Linked DNA regions of Homo sapiens: region 1 is linked to region 2. Evidence: chromatin loops called from intact Hi-C (ENCODE). Cell type or tissue: A673. All regions are shown on one strand. Links, peaks and the distances in the headings refer to the core of each region. The heading gives the core; the rest is flanking DNA. Region 1 overlaps TGIF2 (TGFB induced factor homeobox 2). Region 2 overlaps DLGAP4 (DLG associated protein 4).

Region 1 (8,000 bases), core at 1-8,000, 79 kb before region 2:
GCCTGGGTGACAGCGTGAGACCTTGTCTCAAAGAAAAAAAAAGTCGGTCGAGCGTGGTGGCTCACGCCTGTAATCCCAGCATTTTGGGAGGCCGAGGTGGGCAGATCACGAGGTCAGGAGTTTGAGACCAGCCTGGCCAACATAGTGAAACCCCGTCTCTACTAAAAATACAAAAATTAGCCGGGTGTGGTGGCACGCGCCTGTAGTCCCAGCTACTTGGGGGGCTGAGGCAGGAGAACTGCTTGAACCCGGGAGGCAGAGGTTGCAGTGAGCCATGACCACGCCATTGCACTCCAGCGTGGGTAACAGAGTGAGACTCCGTCTTAAAAAAAAAAAAAAAAGTCAAGTTAGAGCTTCTCACCTTCCTGCTGCTCTTCAAGGCTTCTTGCTCATTCAAATATTATTTGAGTGCCTGGTATATTGGGCCCAGTTCTCAGTGCTGGGATGCCTTTGTGAATTAAACAGACATGCACTCCACCCTGTGGAGCTTATAGTGCACCTAGTCATGGAGACTGACTATTAACCATTAGGTGAATAACCACCAACAAGCCCCCAACAGAAACAAGAATAAAGGGGGCATTATAAAGATAAGAGAAACTCCCATAGCTAAGGGTTCTGGAAGGCTGAGACATAAGGATTAGAAGAGCTAGCCATACAGAAAGCTAAGAATGTTCTAGACAATTCCAAGGAAAGGCCCTGGCCGTGGGGTTCTCATCTGCCCTCCTTCACCTCTATGGTCCTCCAATGCAACTGAACTGAGGCAGGAAAGGGTTGGCTTAAGGAACCGGTGAATGGTAGCTGATGAGCTCAGAGGTGGACAGGGCTGACAACCAGGCCAGAGCACCATGGAAAACCATTAAGTGGTCTAAACGGTGGCTTGACTGAAATTTCACACTCTAGGTCCTTCTTCTGGTCCTGTCTTTTCTCCTAACCTAGCTAACTGCAGCTGCATCTATTCCACAGGTGACTCAAAGACAGCACCAGGCTGTCGGGCTGGAAGGCTCATAGGCAGGGCAGAGCCAGAAGCTTCTGTGGCCCTTCTCTCCCATTCCATTCCAGCCAGGAGGGGCCCTGGCTCTGGGGTCCTTATTTGCCCCTCTTCACCACTATGGTGCTCCAATGCACACACATACCAACAGGCTTCAGTGGACGCTGGTTGAGCTGAATCCTGACTAGAGCTGTGGGAAAACCCTAAAGAGAGGAAGGGCTTAGCAGGGTGTGGTGGCATGTGCCTGTAGTCTCAGCTACTCAGGAGGCTGAGAGAACTGCTTGAACCCACAAGGCAGAGGTTGCGGTGAGTCAAAATTGCGCCACTGCACTCCAGCCTGCGCGACAAAGCAAGACTCCATCTCAAAAAAAAAAAAAAAAAAAAAAAAAAAAGAAGGAAGGGCTCAACAGCTAGGTGGGATGAAGGAAGGGAACAAACTTACTCAAACACCTTTGATAGCAGTATCATGCCAGCCACCTCACTTGCATTATGTTTAATCTGCATACAAGCCTGGAGGGTAGAGGGCAGTGTCCCCAAAGTACTAGAGAGAACTGAGCTCAATGAGAAGAAAGCTCTTGTCCAGTCACACATCTTCCCAGTGCAGAGCTGGGATTTAAAACCAGGCCTCCTGGCTTTAGGGCCTCCACTGCTTTGCTGTGCTTTTTTTTTTTTTTTTTAAAGACAGGGTCTCACTCTGTCACCCAGGCTGGAGTGCAGTGGTGGAATCACAGTTCACTGTAGCCTTGACCTCCTGGGTTTAGGTAATTCTCCCACCTCAGCCTCCCGAGTAGCTGGGACCACAGACATGTGCCACCATGCCCAGGTACTTTTTTTTTGGTATTTTTTGTAGAGATGGGGTTTCCCCATGTTGGCCAGGCTGGTGTCAAACTCCTGAACTCAAATGATCTGCTCACCTCAGCCTCCCAAAGTGTTGGGATTACAGGTGTGAGCCACCACGCCTGGCCTCAGGCACTATTCACATTTCATATCTAATTATTCATTCAATCTCAGCCTATCACACAGGTTATATGATGATCTCCCTTGAAGAAACAGATCGGAGAGGTTCAGAAACTTGTTGAAGGTCACAAGTGCAAAAGCTGGGTTTGATCCAGACAGCCTGGTTCTGGGCAGCCACCCCACTGCCAGCTGAAGAGTGAGAGGGAGTCTTCCTTGCACAGGAGCAGTGCCTGTGTCCTTCTCTCCCTCCCTCCCACAGCTGCCTCCTCCCATACCTGTGCTGCAGGAGTACACTGCCCCTCTCCACCTCAGCCCTGGATGCAGGGGAAAAATGGGCAGGTCACAGTGACCTGGGTCAAGCAAAGTAAGGAGTGTTGTTGAGCAGGCAGCCTCATGGAGGGCAGTCTGGGCATTTCTCAGCATCTGTGTGGGCACCTAGCCCCTAAAGGCACTTCCCACTTTGGCTGAGGGTTCAAGAACAGAAAAACACCCCTCCACACACTCCCCCACAAGACTGTCCTGTCCAGATCACTTGGCAGCCTAGCATCTGTCTGTTTTGTCTTCTTAGCCCAGAAAAATGCACAGCTGAGGGGCTGGGCAAGGCAACGCGGGGGGACTGAGTGGCTGCCAGTGCCCCTTCTGCAGCCCTTCCAGCTGCCCAGCCTGTGCCTAAGTCAGGAAAAGAACCTGTGACTTGTCTCCACTCAAGGTCCTTGGGGAGATGGTAGGAAGAAGGTCAAAGTGAACTCTGTGATGTATATGGCAAAACACAGGCTGGGAACCGGAAAGCCGGTCTCTACCATAAAACAGGGCTCTATCTGAGAGGCTGCTGAGGAACAAGGGAGGAATCACTGTGGCAAATGGGGGTGGGAGGAACACCAGGAGGCTGACAAAGGCTGTGATGCTGGGAGCAGCAGCTAATGAATGCAGGCAGAAACCCTCTCATTTTTGTGTCAAGGAAGCAAAGGCACTGAGGCGCCTTTCCCAAACATCATGGTACCACCATTCACACTGAGACTACCATATCCAGGTGCTCTTGAAGGCAGCTCTCTGTATTAGAATCACCTTAGGGGAGATTTTTTTTTTTGGGGGGGGGGAAATGGAGTCTCACTTCTTTGCCCAGGCTGGAGTGCAATGGTGCGATCTCAGTTCACTGCAACCTCCGCCTCTCGGGTTCAAGCAGTTCTCCTGCCTCAGCCTCCCAAGTACCTGGGATTACAGGCACACGACAACATGCCCAAGTAATTTTTGTATTTTTAATAGAGACAGGGTTTCACCGTGTTGGCCAGGCTGGTCTCAAACTCCTGACCTCAAGTGATCTGCCCGCTTTGGCCTCCCAAAGTGCTGGGATTACAGGCAGAGCAACCACACCCAGCCTGGGAGAGATTTTTAAAAACTGTTAGTGATTTCCCCCTCTGCTTTATTGATCTAGTGGGGGTGAGGGGTGGAGTTGGCAATGTGTTTTCAGACCAGCTACCCAGAAAGTCTGGCCGCCCAGGCTTAGGAACCAATGGTTTAGCCTACTGGTTACTTGTCCTTGCAGGCCAAGCCCTTTATTTAAGCCAAAAAGCTTACACAGAAGTTCAAAAAACATACACACAGATGAAAGGCCTTGAGATGGGGAAAAATAGAAGTTGCCTGTGGGAGGAATCAGAGGGCAGCTAGCTTTGGAGCCAGAGGAGAGCAGCTCCTACATCCCTGGCTGCCCTGGGGGCTAGGCCAGGACACTCCTCCCCCACAGCTGACCACTACAGCCTCTGCACCAGGTTCCTTTCTCACCCAACAGCCCTCGCCAGGGGGACTGCTGCCCCTGCCCCGGTATGGGCTTTGGGAAGGCTTCCCTCAGGAAACTGCATATGAAAGGAGTCCTGACAGCCAGGAAGTAATGGGAAGGTACCCATTCTACCACTGTATACCCAGCACAGAGTCCCGGGCCTGGCACGTGGTATATCCCCAACCATTGTTACAGTAAAGGATTGGGGCCCAGAACCCTGCCAGGTAGCCACAGATCTAGTCCAACCAATAAATTGGGCTTAGAGGATGTCGAAGGGACCTGTGAAAATCCTTTACAAACTACTTTTTTCCCTAACCCTCCCAACTGCCTAGCCCCAGGCAAGTACCAGCAAACCAGTTAGTTGAGTCATTGACTTGCTAATGAATCGCTCCTGGGAGGGTTAAAGGAGACAATCAAAAGAGATGTCCCCAGGGAGAGATAAAACAAGCTTGGCAAAATGTTGATACTTGTTCAAGCCGAGTGACTGGTGCTGGTGGTTGATTATTATATTCTCTTACTTTTGTGGAGTTTTTTTTTTTTTTTTTTTTTTTAAAGACAGAGTCCCGTTCTGTAGACCAGGCTGGAGTGCAGTGGCATGATCTTGGCTCCCTGCAACCTCCACCACCCCCGGGTTCAAGTGATTCTCCTGCTTCAGCCTCCCGAATAGCTGGGACTATTTTTAGTAGAGACGGGGTTTCACCACATTGGTCAGACTGGTCTACAACTCCTGGCCTCAAGTGATACACCCGCTTCAGCCTCCCAAAGTGTTGGGATTACAGGCGTGAGACACTGTGCCTAGCTTTTTTCTCTTTTTTTTTGAGATGGAGTTTCACTCTTGTTGCCCAGGCTGGAGTGCAATGGCAGGATCTCGCTCACGGCAATCTCCACCTCCTAGGTTCAAAAGTGATTCTCCTGCCTCAGCCTCCTGAGTAGCTGGGAGTACAAGCATGCGCCACCATGCCCAGCTAATTGTCTATTTTTTAGTAGAGATGGGGTTTCTCCGTGTTGGTCAGGCTGGTCCCAAACTTCCAACCCCAGGTGATCCGTTTGCCTCGGCCTCCCAAAGTGCTGGAATTATAGGTGTGAGCCACTGTGCCCAGCCTGCGTTCAGCTTTTATAGATATTCTTAAATGTCCTTAATGGAAAATGAAATTTAAAAAATTAAATACAGGAGGCCGGGAGCAGTGGCTCACGCCTGTAATCCCAGCACTTTGGGAGGCTGAAGTGAGACCACCTGAGGTCGGGAGTTCGAGACCAGCCTGGCCAAAATGGTGAAACCCTGTCTTTACTAAAACTACAAAAATTAGCTCAGCCTGGTGGCAGGTGCCTGTAATCCCAGCTACTCGGGAGGCTGGGGCAGGAGAATTGCTTGAACCTGGGCAGCAGAAGTTGCAGTGAACTGAGATTGCGCCACTGCACTCCAGCCTGGGCGACAGAGTGACTCCGTCTCAAAAAAAAAAAAAATTAATTAATAAATACAGGAAAAAATGATGCTCCCAGGCTTTAGGCTATTTTTCATGATTAGGAGCCATTACATTTCCTTACTTCTGAGGTCCTGCCTGTTGACCCTTCCACCACTTTATAGCCCTTTTCTGCCACTTCAACATTATTTACTGAGCACCTACCTACCAGATACCAAGCACTATGCTACACTAGGGCTGTAACTGTGAACACTAGGTCAGTGCTCTCCACACCTCTAGAATTTGGTGCAGTCTAAAAGCAATTACAGTTTAGTGTCCCAGTGCTGTGACCTCATCTATCTGCTGTGAGAGCATACAGCTCCTTTAGGGACTGGGAGCCTCCTGGTCAGGGGTGGGAGGAAAATGGTCTGGGGAGGTGGATCAATGTAGTGGGAATGTAGGGGACCAGGGTTGAGGTTCAAGATGTAGACACGGGCCGGTGATGTCATTAGGCTGGCAAAAGCCATTGAATTTTTTTTTCTTTTTTTTTGAGATGGACTCTTGCTCTGTTGCCCAGGCAGGAGTGCAATGGTGCAATCACAACTCACTACAACCTCTGCCTCCCGAGTTCAAGCAATTCTCTTGCCTCAGCCTCCTAAGTAGCTGGGATTACAGGTACCTGCAACCACGCCCAGCTAGTTTTTTTTTCTTTTCTTTTTTGAGACAGAGTCTCAGTCTGTTGCCCCGGCTGGAGTGCGGTGGCTCAGTCTCGGCTCATTCCAACTTCCGTTTCCCAGGTTCAAGCAATTATCCTGCCTCAGTCTCCCAAGTAGCTGGGATTACAGGCACACAGCACCACACCTGGTTAATTTTTGTATTTTTAGTAGAGACGGGGTTTCGCCATGTTGGCCAGGCTGGCCTCAAACTCCTGACCTCAGGTGACCCACCCGCCTCAACCTCCCAAAGTGCTGGGATTATAGGCATGAGCCACTGCGCCCAGCCTAATTTTTTTTATTTTTAGTAGGACAAGGTTTCACCAAGTTGGCCAGGTAGGTCTCCAACTCCTTACCTCAGGTAATCCACCCGCCTTGGCCTCCCAAAGTGCTGGGATTACAGGCATAAGCCACAGTGCCCAGCCTTTTTTTTTTTTTTCTTTTTAGAGATAGGGTCTTGCTCTGTCACCTAGGCTGGAGGGCAGTGGCATGATCATAGCTCACTGTAGCCTTGAACTCCTGGGCTCAAGAAAGTCTCCCATCCTAGCCTCCCAAAGTGCTGGGATTACAGGTATGAGTTACCCTGCCAGACCACTGAAGGTTTTTTTTGTTTGTTTGTTTGTTTTTTTTTTTTGAGACAGTTTTGCTGTTGCCCAGGCTGGAGTGCAGTGGTGCGATCTCACTGCAGTCTCGTCCTCCTGGTTCAAGTGACTCTTGTACCTTAGCCTCCTGAGTAGCAGGGGTTACAGGCATGTACCACCATGCCCGGCTATTTTTGTATTTTTAGTATTGAAGAAGTTAACCATGTTAACCAGGCTGGCCTCAAAACACCTGGCCTGGCCTCAAGCGAACTGCCTGCCTCAGCCTCCCAAAGTGCTGGAATTACAGGCACGAACCACCATGCCTGGCCTGAAGGGTTTTAAGTTGGGGAGTGATAAATGATTGTGATCAGATAATGATGGTTTAGATGAGGGTAGGAAAGAAGCCAAAACCCTGAAATATTTAAGGGGTATTTGTACAGGAGCTGGTAATTGACCAAATGAGCTGAGGGCAATGAACTAACTGGGAGGAGTTACCAGACAGGTGTGCAGCTGGGGCTGACATGGGATTCATGGTCAGTTTCCATCAAGGAGGGCTGGGTGGTCCCCACTGCTCTTAACTCTCGGCATGACTCTAGAGCAGGTGGCCACCACGGGTCCCCTCCCTCCAGGGGATGCCCAGTTTCCTTTCCTTACATTTACATTTCTCCAGGTGGGACCTGTGGATGTGTCACCTTGAGGGGTTCGCCAGTTCTCTAGAAGGATGTTTGGCTTTGGGTTTCCATTTTCATCACCAGTAGGAGCATCGGGGCCTAAGACCATCCAGATCTACTCTGCTGAGTCTGTGCCTTTGCCACACCACATCCTGCAGTGCAGTCAGCAAAGCACCACCCACCATTTTCAGTTAACACAGTCAGGTGGAATGTCACGGTTTTTACATTTATCTACTTTGGAAACAGTTTGATTTTAAGGTTAGGTATAAGAACAAAAGCAAAAAGAAGTGGTTTTTTTTTTATATATATACCCAGTTTTATGTTTTACCTAAGTGATATGATAAAAATGATTCAGGTTAACATCTTGCGGGGAGATGGGTCCATGAAAAATGTTTTCTTTATTTTTTTATTTTTTGAGACCGAGTTTCGCTCTTGTGGCCCAGGTGGAGTGTAATGGCATGATCTTGGCTCACCGCAACCTCCGCCTCCCGGGTTCAAAAGTGATTCTCCTGCCTCAGCCTCCTGAGTAGCTGAGAGTACAGGCATGAGCCACCACGTCTGGCTAACTTTGTATTTTTAGGAGAGATGGGGTTTCACCATGTTGGTCAGGCTGGTCTTGAACTCCTGACCTCAGGTGATCCGCCCGCATCGGCCTCGCAAAGTATTGGGATTACAGGCATGAGCCACCATTCCCGGCCGAAAAATGTTTTCTTTAAAAAGATGGGCCAGGCATGGTGGCTCACGCCTGTAATCCCAGCACTTTGGGAGGCTGAGGTGGACGGATTACTTGAGGCCAGGAGTACAAGACCAGCCTGGCTAGCATAGTGAAGCCCTGTCTCTACTTAAAATACAAAAATTAGCTGGGCGTAGGGGCATGCACCTGTAATCCCAGCTACTCAGGAGGCTGAGGCAGGAG
Region 2 (15,949 bases), core at 3,559-11,558:
CCAGCTACTTGGGAGGCTGGGGTGGGAGGATCAGTGGAGCCCAGGAGTTCAAGGCTGCATTGAGCTGAGATCACACCACTGCACTTCAGCCTGGGTGACAAAGTGAGACCCTATCTCAAAACAACAGCAACAACAACGAAACAGCTGTCTCCTTTGACCCTACATCCCTCCATTTCTCTGCTTCCTTGTACAGGAAAATCCATGCATGTGGTCTCCAATTACTCTCCTGTTTTCTCTTCTCTTAATCCTCCTCCTCTCAGGCTACCTTACCCATGCTTCTGCCATCACAATTCCACCAAAATGGCCCTTTATGTATCTAATGACCTCTGCCTTTCTAGATCTGGCTTGGTGAGCCCTTCAGCTGCCTTTGACACTGGATTCTCCCTTGAGAACGTTGTTCAGGTGGCTTCCAATTGCTCTTCCTTTGATCTTGCTGTTTATTCCTCCCTTTCCACCGCTAAGTGTTCATGTCTCTGGGATCAGTCTTTAGACAGCTTGTCTTCTCTACTTATTAGGCATTCTCATCTTATTCATCTTAATCTATACTCTGGTGACTCCCAGATAGAATCTTCAAACTGGACCTATCCCCAGACTCATATATCCAACTGCCTGCTTGACTTCTCTATTCTGATGTCTAACAAAGCATATCAAATTTAACATGTTCCAAACCAAACTCCTGACTTTCCCCCAGATCGACATTTCCTATAGTTTTCCCCATTTCAGTGGCAATGCCATCCTCTTCTTCACTCAGACTCCAAGCCATGTTTGGCTCCCTTACTCTTACCCATATCTAATCTGTCGAGAAATCCTGTTCTATCTTCAAGATATATCCACAGTCTGATTCCTCCATTAAAGTCTCTCTTACACAGATTGTTAAATCCTCCTAACTCATCTCCCAGCTTCCATTTGTGTGCCAATGGAAGGTACACAGAGGTTCTCATTTGGATAGAGAAGCCAGATTAATTCTTTTTTTTTTTTTTTTTTTTTTTTTGAGACGGAGTCTCGCTCTGTCGCCCAGGCCGGATTGCGGACTGCAGTGGCGCAATCTCGGCTCACTGCAAGCTCCGCTTCCCGGGTTCACGCCATTCTCCTGCCTCAGCCTCCCGAGTAGCTGGGACTACAGGCGCCCGCCACCGCGCCCGGCTAATTTTTTGTATTTTTAGTAGAGACGGGGTTTCACCTTGTTAGCCAGGATGGTCTCGATCTCCTGACCTCATGATCCACCCGCCTCGGCCTCCCAAAGTGCTGGGATTACAGGCGTGAGCCACCGCGCCCGGCCCAGATTAATTCTTTAAAAAAGTATGTCAAGTTGCAGCACTCAGAACTGATGAGCTCTTCTTGGAGTAAAACCAAGCCTTTAATAATGGCCTCTGATGGGCAGATGACTTGAGTTCAGGAGTTCAAGACCAGCCTGGGCAACTTGGTAAAACTCCCAGCCAGGTGCGGCGGGCCTGTGGTCCGAGCTACTTGGGAGGCTGAGGTGGGAGGATTGCTTGAGCCTGGCAGGTGGAGGTTACAGTCAGCCAAAATTGCGCCGCTGCACTCCAGCCTGGGTGAAAGAGTGAGACCCCATCTCAAAAAAAAAAAAAAAAAAAAAAAAAAAAAAAAAAAAAAGGGCCTCTGAGACCCCTGTGATCTGAGATGCCCCCAGTCTGACTTCATCTCCCATCCCTCTCCTCTGGCTCATGGCTGCAGCCCACTGGTGGCTTCCCTCAGCCTTGCGCATGTCAAGCACTTGCCCATCAGTCAGGTGCTGCTCCCTCTGCCTGAAAAGTTCTTCTCCCCAGATCTCTACAGACTTCCTCTCTCCCTCTCTTCAGGTTTCTGCTCACAGGTCACCTGGCCAGGGATGCCCTCCCTGACCACCCTGAATGCAACAGCAACACCGACCCTGCCTGTGCAGTGGACACTATACTGCTCTTACCCTTCCTGGTTATTTGTTACTGCTCACCTGGTTACTGCTTACCACATTTGGTTATTTGGTATCCCTTCCCATGAGGGGAGGGATTTTGTTTTGTTCACTGCGACATCCCCAGAAGCTACAACAGTACCTGGCATAAGGTAGGTACTCAATAAATATTCACTGAGTGAATGACGGTCAGGACAAGGTAGAGATATGGACCTATTATTCCACACTGTCCTGAAGCACCTTGCCATACAGTTGGACAAGATATCAATAAGATCAGAGAGACAAGGGGCCAGGCATGGTGGCTCACGCCTGTAATCCCAGCACTTTGGGAGGCTGCGGTGGGCGGATCACGAGGTCAGGAGATCAAGACCATCCTGGCTAACACGGTGAAACTCCATCTCTATTAAAATTACAAAAAATTAGCTGGGCGAGGTGGTGGGCACCTGTAGTCCCAGCTACTTGGGAGGCTGAGGCAGGAGAATGGCATGAATCCGGGAGGTGGAGCTTGCAGTGAGCCGAGATCACGCCACTGCACTCTAGCCTGGGCAACAGAGCAAGACTCTCTCTCAAAAAAAAAAAAAAAAAAAAATCAGAGAGACAAAATTGGCATTCTTAGCAAACAATATAATCATTTATGATGCAAATCCAAGAGAACCATGTTGGATTCTCTTGGTTGCCGGACACAAGATCAACATACAAGGATTAAACATTTCTACCTACTAGCTGTGACTAATTAGACTATGCATTTTTTTTTTTTTTTTTGAGACAGGGTCTCCCTCTGTCGCCCAGGCTGGAGCGCGGTGGCATGATCTCGGCTCACCGCAACCTCCACCTCCCGGGTTCAAGTGATTCTCCTGCCTCAGCCTCAGAAGTAGCCGAGATTACAGGTGCCCACGATGACACCCAGCTGATTTTTGTATTTTTAGTAGAGATGGGGTTTCACCATGTTGGCCAGGCTGGTCTCGAGCTCCTGACCTCAAATGATCTGCCTACCTCGGCCTTCCAAAGTGCTGGGATTATAGGAGTGAGCCACTGCACCCGGCCGCAAATATTTTTTAAATGATCAATTTCACAAAACTCAACAAAAACTACTAGAAAGTACTAAGGAATAAATCTAATAAAAATATGCAGGAGGCCAGGTGCAGTGGCTCATGGGTGTAATCCCAGCACTTTGGGAGGCTAAAGCAGGAGGACTGCTTGAGCCCAGGAGTTCAAGACCAGCCTGGACAACATAGTGAGACCCCATCTCTACAAAAAAATCTCAAAGTTAGCTGAGCATGGTGGTACACACCTGTAGCCTCAGCTACTTGGAAAGCTGAGGCAGGAGGATCACCTGAGCCCAGGAGGCTGAGGCTGTAATGAGCCAAGATCATGCCATTGTGCTCCAGCCTCAGTGACAGAGTGAGACCTTTTCTCAAAAAATTAAATTAAATGAAAATTAAAATATGAAAGACCTTCATAGAGAAATTACTCAAACTTGGATAGAAGGATATAATAGGATTCTTGAATAAATGGAGTGATAAAGTTGACTTATAGTTGAGAAGATTCAATATTTTAGTTATCAGTTCTTCCCCAATTAATCTATAAGCTTACTCTACTTCCAGTTTTCATCCCAACAGAATTTTTCTGAGGAACTTGATATACAAATTCTATAATTTATATTGGAAGAATGAAGATACAAGAATAGTTTTTCTTTCTGCACAAAAAGGATAAAGAAGGAGCACTCACCAGATACCAAGGCGTGCTACAAAGCCATGGTAATTGAAAGTTATATTAATACAGCTGGGCACGGTGGCTCACTCCTGTAATCCCAGCACTTTGGGAGGCCGAGGTGGGTGGATCACTTGAGGTCAGGAATTCCAAACCAGCCTGGCCAACATGGTGAAACCCCATCTCTACTAGAAATACAAAAATTAGCCAGGTGTCAGCTGGGCGCAGTGGCTCACACCTGTAATCCTAGGACTTTGGGAGGCCGAGGCAGGCGGATCACTTGAGGTCAGGAATTCCAAACCAGCCTGGCCAACACGGTGAAACCCCATCTCTAGTAGAAATACAAAAATTAGCCAGGAGTCAGCCAGGCTCAGTGGCTCTCACCTGTAATCCCAGCACTTTGGGAGGCCGAGGCAGGTGGGTCAGCTGAGGTCAGGAGTTTGAGACCAGCTTGGCCAACATGGCGAAACCTCATTTCTACTAAAAATACAAAAAATTAGCCAGGTGTGGTTGCATGCACCTGTAGTCCCAGCTACTCAGGAGGCTGAGGCAGGAGAATCGCTTGAACCCGGGAAGCAGAGGTTGCAGTGAGCTGAGATCATGCCACTGCACTTCAGATGGGGTGCCAGAGTGAGACTCGCCAAAAAAATAAAATTAAATAACAAATAAATGAAAATAGTTGTATTAACATAGAAGCAGCCAAAAGAGGAACAGAACAGAGCCCAGAAACATACCCCTGCGTAAGTATGGAATCTGCATCACTAAACACTGAAGAAAGAAAGAGACTTCAGGCCAGGCGCGGTGGCTCATGCCTGTAATCCCAGCACTTTGGGAGGCTGAGGCAGGCGGATCACTTGAGGTCAGGAGTTCGAGACCAGCCTGACCAACACTAAAAATACAAAATTAGTGGGGCGTGGTGGCGCATGCCTGTAATCCCAGCTGCTCAGGAGGCTGGGACAAGAGAATCGCTTGAACCCGGGAGGCAGAGGTTGCAGTGATCTGAGATCACGCTATTGCACTCCAGCCTGGGCAACAAGAGCAAAACTCTGTCTCAAAAAAAAAAAAAGACAAGCAATAATGTGGCAGAAAATATTCGTCATATTATAATAGGCACAGTGTAACTATCCATATATATAAAGAACTACAAATTGATTTTTAAAGTACTTTTTGTTTTTTTGAGACAGGGTCTCACTCTGTTGTCCAGGCTGCAGTGCAGTGGCACAATCATACCTCACTATAGCCTTACTCTCCCACACTCGAGCAATCCTCTCACCTTAGTCTCCTGAGTAACTGGGACTACAGGTGTACACCACAATGCTCAGCTAATTTATTATTATTATTATTTATTTATTTTTTGAGATGGAGTCTAGCTCTGTCACCCAGGCTGGAGTACAGTGGTGTGATCTCGGCTCAGTGCAACCTCTGCCTCCTGGGTTCAAGCGATTCTCCTGCCTCAGCCTCCCGAGTAGCTGGGATTACAGGCGCCTGCCACCACGCCCGGCTAATTTTTGTATTTTCAGTAGAGACGGGGTTTCACTGTGTTGGCCAGGCTGGTCTCAAACTCCTGATCTCAGGTGATCCTCCCGCCTCGGCCTCCCAAAGTGCTGGGATTATAAGCATGAGCCACTGCGCCTGGCCAATTGTTTATTTTTAAATTTTCATTTGTAGTAGACATGAGGTCTCACTACGTTGTCCAGGCTAGTTTTGAACTCCTGAACTCAAGCAATCTTCCCACGTCAGCCTCCCAAAGTGCTGGGATTAAAGGCATGAGCCACCATGCCCAGACAATTTGAAAAATACTGAGAATCCAATAGAAGAATGAATAGAGTATACAAGTAATTCACAGAAGTTTAAATGGCCAATATAAATAAAATTAAAATATGCACAGCTTCTCTAGTAACCAAGTAAATGTGAAATAAATCAACTGGTTTTAATTTTTCACTTACCAAGTAAGTGATTTAAAGTCCAACAAGATCAAGTATCAGTAAGTATACTAGGGAAATGGCAACTTTCAAACACTTGGTGTAAGGATAAACTGATATAACCTCTTTGGAGAGCAATCAGACAGCATTTATTAAAATATGTGTTTCCTCCCATCCAGTGATTCTGTCCAAGGTAAGTACTCCAGAGAAGTTCTCCCACCTCATGGCAGAGAGACATGCACCAGAGTGTTGATGAAACGCTGAAAACACCAAAATGGCCCCAGTGCAGTGGCTCACGCCTATAATCCCAGCACTTTGGGAGGCCAAGGCAGGCGGATCACCTGAGGTCGGGAGTTCAAGACCAGCCTGACCAATATGGAGAAACCTCATCTCTACTAAAAATACAAAAAATTAGCTGGGCGTGGTGGCACATGCCTGTAATCCCAGCTACTTGGGAGGCTGAGGCAGGAGAATTGCTTGAACCCGGGAGGTGGAGGTTGCGGTGAGCCGAGATCGCGCCATTGCACTCCAGACTAGGTAACGAGAGAAACTCCATCTCAAAAAAAAAAAAAAAAAAAAAAAGAACCCTGAAACATCAGTAGGAAAATGGTCAAAGGGAATGTAGTATATGTGTATGAATTTAACAGAAATGAACTAGATCTCTATGTATCAAAGTAGACAGAGTGTTCAAGACATAGCGTTCAATATAAAATTGTTCTTTTTACTGCAGCTTAACAGTGGATGTAACTGCTTCTTTGCTGTGGCAGATTGTATTTTCTGAAGGCCCCAACAGTCTCTCCTGTCCCTCCTCCTCTTCTGAAACCTTGATACTTCCCTATGAAGAGGTAGGGTCTAATACTTCCCTCCTTCAACCTGAAGCCCCGCCTTGGGCTTGTGACTTGCTTGTAACCAGTCAAATACAGTGGAAGAGTTACTACGTGACTTCCAGGGCTAGGTCAGAAAAGGATGCAGCCTCAGGGTTCAACACACACTTGGGCCTGGAGCCACCATGCAAGAAGGCTGCCATGCTGCGAGGGAGCAAAGGCACGTGGAGGGACATACACAGGGGCTGTGGCTGGCAGTCCTGGCCTTTGAGTCATCCTTGTTTAAGTGCCAGGCACACACGTTAACTACCTTTAGGTAATTCCATACCTCAGGTGTCATGTCACCCCAAGCCCTTGAGCCTTCCCATCTGAAGCCCCAGGCTGTATGGAGAAGAAACAAGATGTTCCTGCCACGCTCTTTCTGAACTGCTGACATACAGAATCTGTGACCATAATAAAATGGTTGTTTTGTGCCATTAGGTTTGGCGTGACTTGTTATGCCCTTCCTGCTTCTGTGTCTTTGCTCCCTCCATCTGGAATGCCTTTCCTCTCCCCCAGCCTGTAGATATTCTCTGAGGCCCAGCTACGAATGGTATCTCCTTGGTGGAGTTCCTCACAGATTTAAGAGGGGTGACCTTAAAACTTGTGGCCACGGCTGGGTGTGGTGGCTCACACCTGTAATCCCAGCATTTTGGGAGGGCGAGGTGGGCAGATCACTTGAGGTCAGGAGTTCAAGACCAGCCTGGCCAACATGGTGAAACCCTGTCTCTACTAAAAATACAAAAATTAGCTGGACGTGGTGGCATGTGCCTGTAATCCCAGCTACTCAGGAGGCTGAGGCACGAGAATCACTTGCACCCAGGAGGCGGAGGTTGTGGTGAGCCGAAATTGTACCACTGCACTCCAGCCTGGGCAACAGAGTGCGACTCTGTCTCACAAAAACAAAACAAAACAAAACAAAAAAAAAACAACTTTTGTGCCCACAAGTCAGGGCCTTGAGTGGATGTACAGAATTTAATCAGAGAGCCTTGCAATTTCAATGAAGAGTATCATTCTTAAGAGACAGGAAACATTATTCACAACGGCCAAAAGGTAGATGCAATCCACCTATCCATTGGCAAATGAATAGATACATAAAATGTAGTCTCTACATACAATAGAATATTACTCAGCCTTAACAAGGGAGGGAATTGTGACACATGCTATGGATGAACCTTGAAGACATTATGCAAAGTGAAATACGCCAGTCACAGAAGAACAAATGCTGCATGGTTCCACTTACATGAAGTAGCTAGAATAGTCAAACTCATAGAGACAAAGTAGAGTGGTGGCTGCCAGTGGCTGGGGGTAGGAGGGAATGGGGAGTTAGTGTTTAATGGGTACAGAATTTCAGCTGGGGAAGACAAAACAAGTTCTAGAGATGGACGGTGGTGATGGTTATACAACAGTGTGAATTTAATGCCACAGACTGTAAACTTGGTTGAAATGGTAATTTTCATGTTATATATATTTAACCACAATTCAGAAAAATAAATTATCTGAAAAGAACATTGTCAAGTTTAAAGTTCTTCAGGTTTAGACAAGAGGGCAATGCAAAATTCAGTCAATACAGGCAGCCACCTGGGTGGGTGGGCACTGCTGAGTTCCCTGACCTATGTATTTTGGATAAGGGACATGAGCTATGTGACTCCATCTGTCTGTAAGTTACAGTAACTGATACAGGGCTATGAAAAGGGCCCCCTCTAGAGTTCATGTTCAACTGCAGGAGTTCTGGTGTGGTTATCCAGAAACATCATAAAAGACCTCTTCCCTCCCAGGTAGACAGGAAGGTAATACCAATATCGTTTGGTATGACATAATTTCCTTTGCAGGTAAACATCTTCTTGCTCTAGAAATAACTAGAATTAAGTATAGTAAAGGAAAGTTAAAGGGAATCAAATCCACAGAATCACCCTATTGGCATGAAGCAATCTGTGCACCCTGCCCCAGGCTTACTGTCTCAATCTGTGCTCAATACAGCAGCTACTAGCCACATGTCGTTAGTAAGCACCTGAAATGTTGCTTGTCTGAATTAAGATGTGCTGTAAGAGTAAAATATACACTAAGTTTTAAAGACTTACTATGAAAAGGAATATAAGATATTGCAATAGTTTTATATTGAATATATGGTGAAATACAGCTGACCCTTGAACAACACAGGTTTGCACTGCAAAGATCTACTTATGTATCAATTTTCTTCCCATCTGCCACCCCTGAGACAGCAGGACCAACATTCCTCCTCTTCCCCATTCCTCTTCCTCAGTGTACTCAATGTGGAGACAAGGAGGAAGACCTTTATGACGATCCACTTCTGCTTAATGAACAGTAAGTATATTTTCTCTTCCTTATGATTTTTTCCTTTTGAGACAGGGTCTCACTCTGTCACCCAGGCTGGAGTGCAGTGGCCCAATCTTGGCTCACTGCAGCCTCGACCTCCTGGGCTCAAGTGATCCTCCCCGCTTGTCAGCCTCCCGAATAGCTGGAATGACAGGCACATGCCATCATGCCTGGCTAATTTTTATATTTTCGATAGAGATGGGGGTCTCGCTATGTTGACCAGGCTGGTCTTGAACTCCTGGGCTCAAGAGATCCTCTCGCCTTGGCCTCGAAAAGTGCTGGGATTACAGGCATGAGCCACCACACCCAGCCTAAAACCACTATTCTAAGAAGGGGTCCATAGAAAGCCTACTTAAAACAAGCCCTACCCACACAAAACTGCCAGTCAGCTTCTCAGTGCCTCAACTGTTTATCTTAAATTTTTATTAATATATGCTCATAATTTAAAAAAATAAGTGGAGACACAAGCAACAAAAGGAAAAAATGGACTTCATCAAAACTAAGAACCTTTGTGCGTCAGCCAGGCGTGGTGGCTCATGCTTGTAATCCCAGCACTTTGGGAGGCCAAGGCAGGCAGATCATGAGGTCAGGAGTTCGAGACTACCCTGGCTAGCATGGTGAAACCCCGTCTCTACTAAAAATACAAAAAATTAGCCAGGCATGGTGGCACGCACATGTAATTCCAGCTACTCAGGAGGCTGAGGCAGGAGAATTGCCTGAACCCAGCAGGCGGAGGTTGCAGTGAGCCAAGATCACGTCACGGCACTCCAGTCTGGGCAACAGAGCGAGACTCCGTCTCAAAAAAAAAAAAAAAGAACCTGTGTGCATCAAAAGTCACCAGGAAGAAAGTGAAAAGACAGTCTCCAGAATGGGAGAAAGTATCTGCAAATCATATATATGATGAGGGTCTAGCACCCATAATATATAAAGGACTTACAACTCAGTAACAAAAAGACAAACCACCCAATTAAAAAATGGGCGAAGGCCTTAGCCATTTCTTCCAAGAAGACATAAAAATGACCAACAGACACATGAAAAGATGCTCAATATCATAAGGGAAATACAAATCAAAATGACAATGAGATATTACTTCATCTACTTCATGGCCGTTAGGATGGCTAGAATTTTTTTAAAAGACAGAAGATAACAGGTGTTGGTGAAGATGTGGAGAAACTGGAACCTTCGTGCTTTGCTGGTAGGAATGTAAAATGGTATAGCTTCTATGGAAAGCAGTTCAGCCATTCCTCAAAAAGTTAAACATAGCGTTACCAGATAACTTAGCAATTTCACTCCCCAAAGAATTAAAAACAGGTACTCAAACACGCCAGTCTTCATAGCTGCATTACTCACAATAGCCAAAAGGTGGAAACAACCCAAGTGCCCAGCAACAGATGAACAAAATGTGGTATATATTGTACACATAATGGAATACTAGTCAGCCATAAAAATGAAAATGCTGTAACATGGATGAACCTTCAAAACATGCCAAACACAAAAGGACGAGGAAAATTCGCAGACACAGCAAGTAGAGGATACCAGCGGCTAGGCAGAGGGGATAATGGGGAATTACTGTTTAATAGGTAGATTCTATGTTTTAGATGAAAGTTTTGGAAATAGATGGTTGTGATGGTAGTGCAATATTGTGAATATAATTAATGCCACTGAATTGCACACTTAAAAACAGTTAAAAGGTAAACTTTATGTTATATATATTTTACAACAAAAAAAGGAAAACAAAAATCGAAGTTTGACCTAGCATTTCTACTCCAAAAGAAATGAATATACATCCATAAAAAACTTGTACATGAATATTCTAGCAGTATTATTCATAATAGCCAAAAAGTACAAACAACCCAAATGTCCATCAACAGAAGAATGGATAAATAAAATGTAGTGTGAAATGAAATATTATTCAGCAACAAAACGGAATGAAATACTGGCATATGCTACAACATGGATGAACCTCAAAAACATGCCAAGTGAAAGCCAGACACAAAAGGCCAAATATGGGGCCGGGTGCAGTGGCTCACGCCTGTAATCCCAGCACTTTGCACTTTGGGAGGCTGAGGTGGGCGGATCATGAGGTCAGGAGATTGAGACCATCCAGGCTAATATGGTGAAACCCCGTCTCTACCAAAAATACAAAAAATTACCCGGGCGTGGTTGGCAGGCGCCTGTAGTTCCAGCTACTGGGGAGGCTGAGGCAGGAGAATGGCGTGAACCTAGGAGGCGGAGCTTGCAGTGAGCCAAGATCGCGCCACTGCACTCCAGCCTGGAAGACAGAGCGAGACTCCGTCTCAAAAAAAAAAAAAAAAAAAAAAAAAAGGCCATATATGGTATGATTCTGTTTATATGAAATGTCCAGAATAGGCAAATCCAGAGACAGAAAGATTAGAGGTTGCCTAAGGCTGTGGGAGCGGCTCCTAATGAGCAGAGAGCATCTTTTTGGGGCAATGAACATGTTCTTAAAATAAACAGTAGTGATGGTTGCACCACACTGTGAATACACTAAGTGCCATTGTGAGTTTACTAAATGTGTACTTTAAAAGGGTGAATTTTGTGGTATGTGAATTATATCTCAGTAAAGCCATCACAGGGCAGAAGAAAAAGAGAAAAGAAAAAGAAAACCTTCGAGGAAGTCCAACAAAAAACATGAGGAAGAAAAGGTGAGAGCCTGAGGATCCACACAGCAGGTACAGCAACTAACTGACAGAAATTCTAGAGCCAGACAACAGAACAAATAGAAGTGAGAAAATTACTTTTAAAAATTAATACAAGGTGGCCAGGCATGGTGGCTCATGCCTGTAATCTCAGCATTCTGGGAAGCCAAGCCGGGCGGATTATCTGAGGTCAGGAGTTTGAGACCAGCCTGGCCAACACAGTGAAACCCCATCTCTACTAAAAATACAAAAAATTAGCTGGGCATGGTGGCACACACCTGTAATCCCAGCTACTCGGGAGGCTGAGGCAGGAGAATCACTTGAACCCAGGAGGTGGAGGTTGCAGTGAGCTGAGATCACACCACTGCACTCCAGCCTGGGCGACAGAGCAAGACTGTCTCAAAAAAATAAAAATAAAAAAAATGATGGTGCCTTTAAGATTCTGAGGGAAAATTATTTTTAACTTCATTTTTATATTTATATAGAAATTGTTGTCCGGGTGTGGTGGCTCACGTCTGTAATCCCAGCACTTTGGGAGGCCAACCCAAGAGGATGGCTTGAGCCCAGGAGTTTGAGACCAGCCTAGGCAACGCAGGGAGACCTTGTCCCTACAAAAAAATTTAAAAATTAGCTGGGCATGGTGGCACTCTGTGGTAGTCCTTTGCTACTCAGGAAGCTGAGGTGAGAGGATTACTTCGGCCCAGGAGTTTGAGGCTGCAGTGAGCTATGCTTATGCCACTGCACTTCCAACCTGGATGACAGAGTGAGGCCATGTCTCTTAAAAAATTTTTTTAAAATTTAGCAAATGGAGTGTATTTTTTAAATGTGGCAACAGGGCAAACAATTCGTTTTAGGAAAAACAAAATGTAAAAAGAAGAAAACGCAATAATAATATACTGTTAGGCTCTGCAATAAACAATATTTACATACTCATAGTAAACAGAAACACTGATTACTATTTATCATAAACTGTGATGTACACAGAGGGTGGGAGAAAGGGAGACAGAGGTTGTGTGAGAGCTAAACACTCATCTATGCCAATGGTAACAGGAAATTAATAGAAATGATGATTAATTTTAAAGAGGAAATATAATCAGTCACATTTTTTAAAAGATATATGAAGACAAATACCAGAATATACAGCTAGTAAAAACTGAAAGTGGGGAAAGGCCCAGGTAGGGCGGTGGGCTGGATGTTTTCTCTTAGAAGCCTTTTAATGCTCTCTGATCCTTGTCTCTGTTTTGATTTTTTAAAATACTATTATTGTAAAAAGTTACTAGGTACTTTCCTCACAACAGTTCCCCTGCACTAGTGGGTGTGACATCAAAGCGGGGAACTGGCCTAGAGGACAGTGAAAACAATGACTCTGATGAGTCTTCTGCATCATCAAAGGCTGCTGTCCTCAGGGCCCCCTCCATCATGTATGGGATGTGTGTCAAACCATTTGGACACTCTGAAGACCTGTCCTTCCTGAGTGTGGAGGAGTAGCTCAATGGGAACCAGAGCCACAGGTGAACCAGGTGGGTGCAGGTCAACAGCCTGGAGCTTCCCAGGACCTGCCTTCCACCACCCAACCCCCCTCCAACCACCTGTGAATCTAGGCTCCCTACACGTGTCTAGCACTTTCTTGAACTAATTTCTCAAGGGAATTTTTGGAAATTGGCATGATATAGGTAGAAACTTAAGTAGAAAATAAAAGCATAACTTCTTCACACCCTATTGAGACCCAGTTGGATCCCTGGTGCTTGGCACACAGGAAGCACTCAGTAAGAAGCTGTTGGCTGAGTGTGGTGGCTCACGCCTGTAATCCCAGCACTCTGGGAGGCAGAGGCAGGTGGATCACCTGAGGTCAGGAGTTCGAGACCAGCCTGGCCAACATGGTGAAACCCCGTCTCTACTAAAAATACAAAAATCAGCCAGGTGTGGTGGCACGTGCCTGTAGTCCCAGCTACTCAGGAGGCTGAGGCAGGAGAATTGCTTGAACTTGGGAGGCAGAGGTTTACAGTGAGCTGATATCGAGCCACTGCACTCCAGCCTGGGTGATGGAGCAAGACTCCGTCTCAAAAAAAAAAAAAAAAAAGTTGTTGAAGGCATAATTAGGCTCCCACTTTTCTCTGTGTCTGACAGGTCATCAGGCCCTTCACATGCACGACCACATTCAATCCTTACAACATGCTCATATAGTGAGCAGAGGATTAGCTCCATTTTACAGATGAGGAAATGGGGGCTCGGAGTAACCTGACCAAGGTTACTTCACTAGTAAGGGAGGAGCTGGGATTCAAACCCAGGTGTGGGTGGCCTCACAGCCTGCACAACAAACAGCTATCACCAGCAACCCTTTCTGGAAAGAGGTTTGGTTAAATAGGTGGATGGATGGAAGAATGCGAAGAAAGTAAGAAGGGAGCTCAAAAACTAGCCCAAGAAGAGAACCTAAGAGACCCCCACTCAGAAGTTCGGAAGCTGCTGGCCACCAGCTGAAACCAGCTGCCAACACCTTCTACCCTTGCCCAAGGACCATCCATGTGGCACCCACCTTCTTCAGAGAGGTTGTTCTCTTTGGTCTCCTTGTCCATCTGGCAGCACCAGCCTTCCAGCCGCTCTGTTTCTGCCTGCAGTAGCTTTAGGAACCAGTAGCCGTCTCGGCGGCAGGCCCCTGGCTGTGCCGGCTCTGCTGGGGAGCTGGAGGAGGTCTCGAGCCAGGGGTCGGGTGGGGGCAGCGAGGACGCCTCTAGGGCAGGGTCGCTGTTGTCTCCATAGGAGAGGTTGCGCTTGATCTGGGCAATCTTGGGGGCCTGCCGGGGACCGGCATCGATGCTGATGGAGTTGGGGTGAGGGGTACAGTCCGGGAGGCTCCTCTCAGATGACTTACAGCTTGAGTCATTGGCATCCTGGGTATCCGAGTCTGTGTCCCGTCGGGAGGACATACTGTGAGAGGGGACGCTGCTTCTGTGGGTAGGGGGTGGATGGGGTGGGGACAGGAAGGAGTGAGTCACCAAGAGGGCCAGAGACCAGAGGCCGCCTTGACCCGGACACACGGGAGACAGAGAAACGGATGCATCATCTGCTCACCATGCGCCTGAAGCGGGTCCCACAGCCCCCATCTCATTCTTGGCTCAGCCCTTGCCCCATCCCGCCCAAGCCCACACGCACACACACACGAGGACAAGGTCATAAGGTTGCCTGTTTACTGCAGTGGGGCCAGGAAGACCACCAGCATCAGGGCAGCTGACGCCATGTCCTGGCCCAGCCATGGCCCCCGTGGGTGACTGGTCTCACAGAGCAAATGCTCATCTGTCCACCCGCCCGCCCCTGCCCAGCCTCCCATGCCTGGGCCACCACCCGCAACCCAAACCCAGCTTGGTTATTAGAAATCCAGCAAGGAGAAGTGGGTTAGGGAGAGCAGGAGAGGTGAGAGCGGAGGGAGGGAGAGGAGAGGGGAGAAGCAGCCGCCACCTCTGTCCGACTTACCGCCAGTCGTCCTCTACCTGAACCCCGATGGACTGGAATTTGGTAGCGGGACTGGGCTCCTCTTTTGGCACTGGCTGAATGCAGTCAACCTTATTGAAGGACAACGACAGCAACGGCACGGAGACAAAGACAAAAATAAAAAACAAACACCACACTTGCTGCTGAAATTCACATTAGTGGGACGACGCAAACGGACGTGTGGACAGACAGACACGAGGCATGCGGACACTGCACGTGGGCCCGAGGCCGGACCAGGTTAAGCCGGGCACTGCTCATTCGCGTGGAGGCGGGCAGGCGGGCGGGCGGGCAGGTGGGCGGGAGGTGGGATGGGGTGGAGATGACTGGCTTTCCCTACTCTGAGGAGGGTGCCATCACATCGATCGCTTTGGGTCCGTTGTCCTCCGAGAGGTGGGAACCGTTCCTTCTAGTCCTCTCCTTCACACGCATCAGAGAGAAAAAAAAAAAAGGACGACGAAAGAGAAAGAAAACACACACACACACACAAAGCCACAGCCGTTATCTGGTGTAGTTGAAGCTGGCGGCTGTCTTGAGGCAAAGATCACTCCCTGAACCCTGTGGCAGAAACCTGGAGGGCAGGCCAGAGGCGCCTGCACTAAGGGCAAACCCTGGACGGCAGTTCTAGATTCAGAAACTGCCACCCACAGGAGCCACCGAAGTCCCTGGACGTTATTCACACTTGGCTGAGGTTACCTTTAGCACTGGGTGGCCCTGGGGAGCAGTAGGAAGGACTGGGGTCAGGGCCAAGTGGAAAGCTGTCACTCCCTCCACTCCTGTGAAGTGGAACAGGACAACAGTGATGCCCTGCGCCTGCCTTTCTTCTCTGGGACAAAGGTCCCGGGCCATGGGGCAGCCAGGCCAGCTTTCCTATCATCACTCAAGAATGAGGGAGAAACCCACACTCAATCTAGGGCATGAGGCACCAAGGGTTCAGGGCATCCTCAGAAACTGGGGACTCTTCAGTCTCTTGGCCTTGTGGAGAGAAGTAGGGGCCAGGGAAGCTTTCTGGGACAGGGATGCAGCCACATTTCCCCTCGGCAAAAGCCGGCTCAAGGAATGCAG

What was found. A loop is a pair of places that touch in the nucleus more often than their neighbours do. Peaks named below come from ENCODE experiments on the same cell type or tissue, not always from the same donor. Only the 100,000 strongest peaks of a DNase experiment are listed, where the experiment ranks them.
Region 1: a loop joins it to region 2, with 2.6 times the contacts of the local background. A loop is called at or near these places in 3 of 110 quality-filtered maps.

What each region holds. Positions count from the first base shown.
Region 1 is chr20:36,581,736-36,589,735 of GRCh38, reverse strand. All of the region lies in intron 2 of TGIF2 (TGFB induced factor homeobox 2), which reads right to left. The region is part of intron 2 of TGIF2-RAB5IF (TGIF2-RAB5IF readthrough); the gene reads right to left. Among named protein-coding and RNA genes, the nearest start is that of TGIF2-RAB5IF, 11 kb to the right of the region's middle. RefSeq lists enhancers at 1-405, 3,269-4,258. In A673, for the core only: no CTCF peak of the experiment used is centred there; a DNase peak (open chromatin) is centred at 4,125; H3K27ac peaks cover 599 bases.
Region 2 is chr20:36,498,597-36,514,545 of GRCh38, reverse strand. DLGAP4 (DLG associated protein 4) reads right to left here. Exons shown (of 13, transcript NM_001365621.2): 9 at 14,870-14,958; 10 at 13,935-14,347. It overlaps DLGAP4-AS1 (DLGAP4 antisense RNA 1), which reads left to right. Exons shown (of 5, transcript NR_109939.1): 3 at 3,514-3,666; 4 at 5,721-5,734; 5 at 6,272-6,844. Among named protein-coding and RNA genes, the nearest start is that of MYL9, 35 kb to the left of the region's middle. In A673, for the core only: CTCF peaks have their summits at 7,922 and 8,123; no DNase peak of the experiment used is centred there.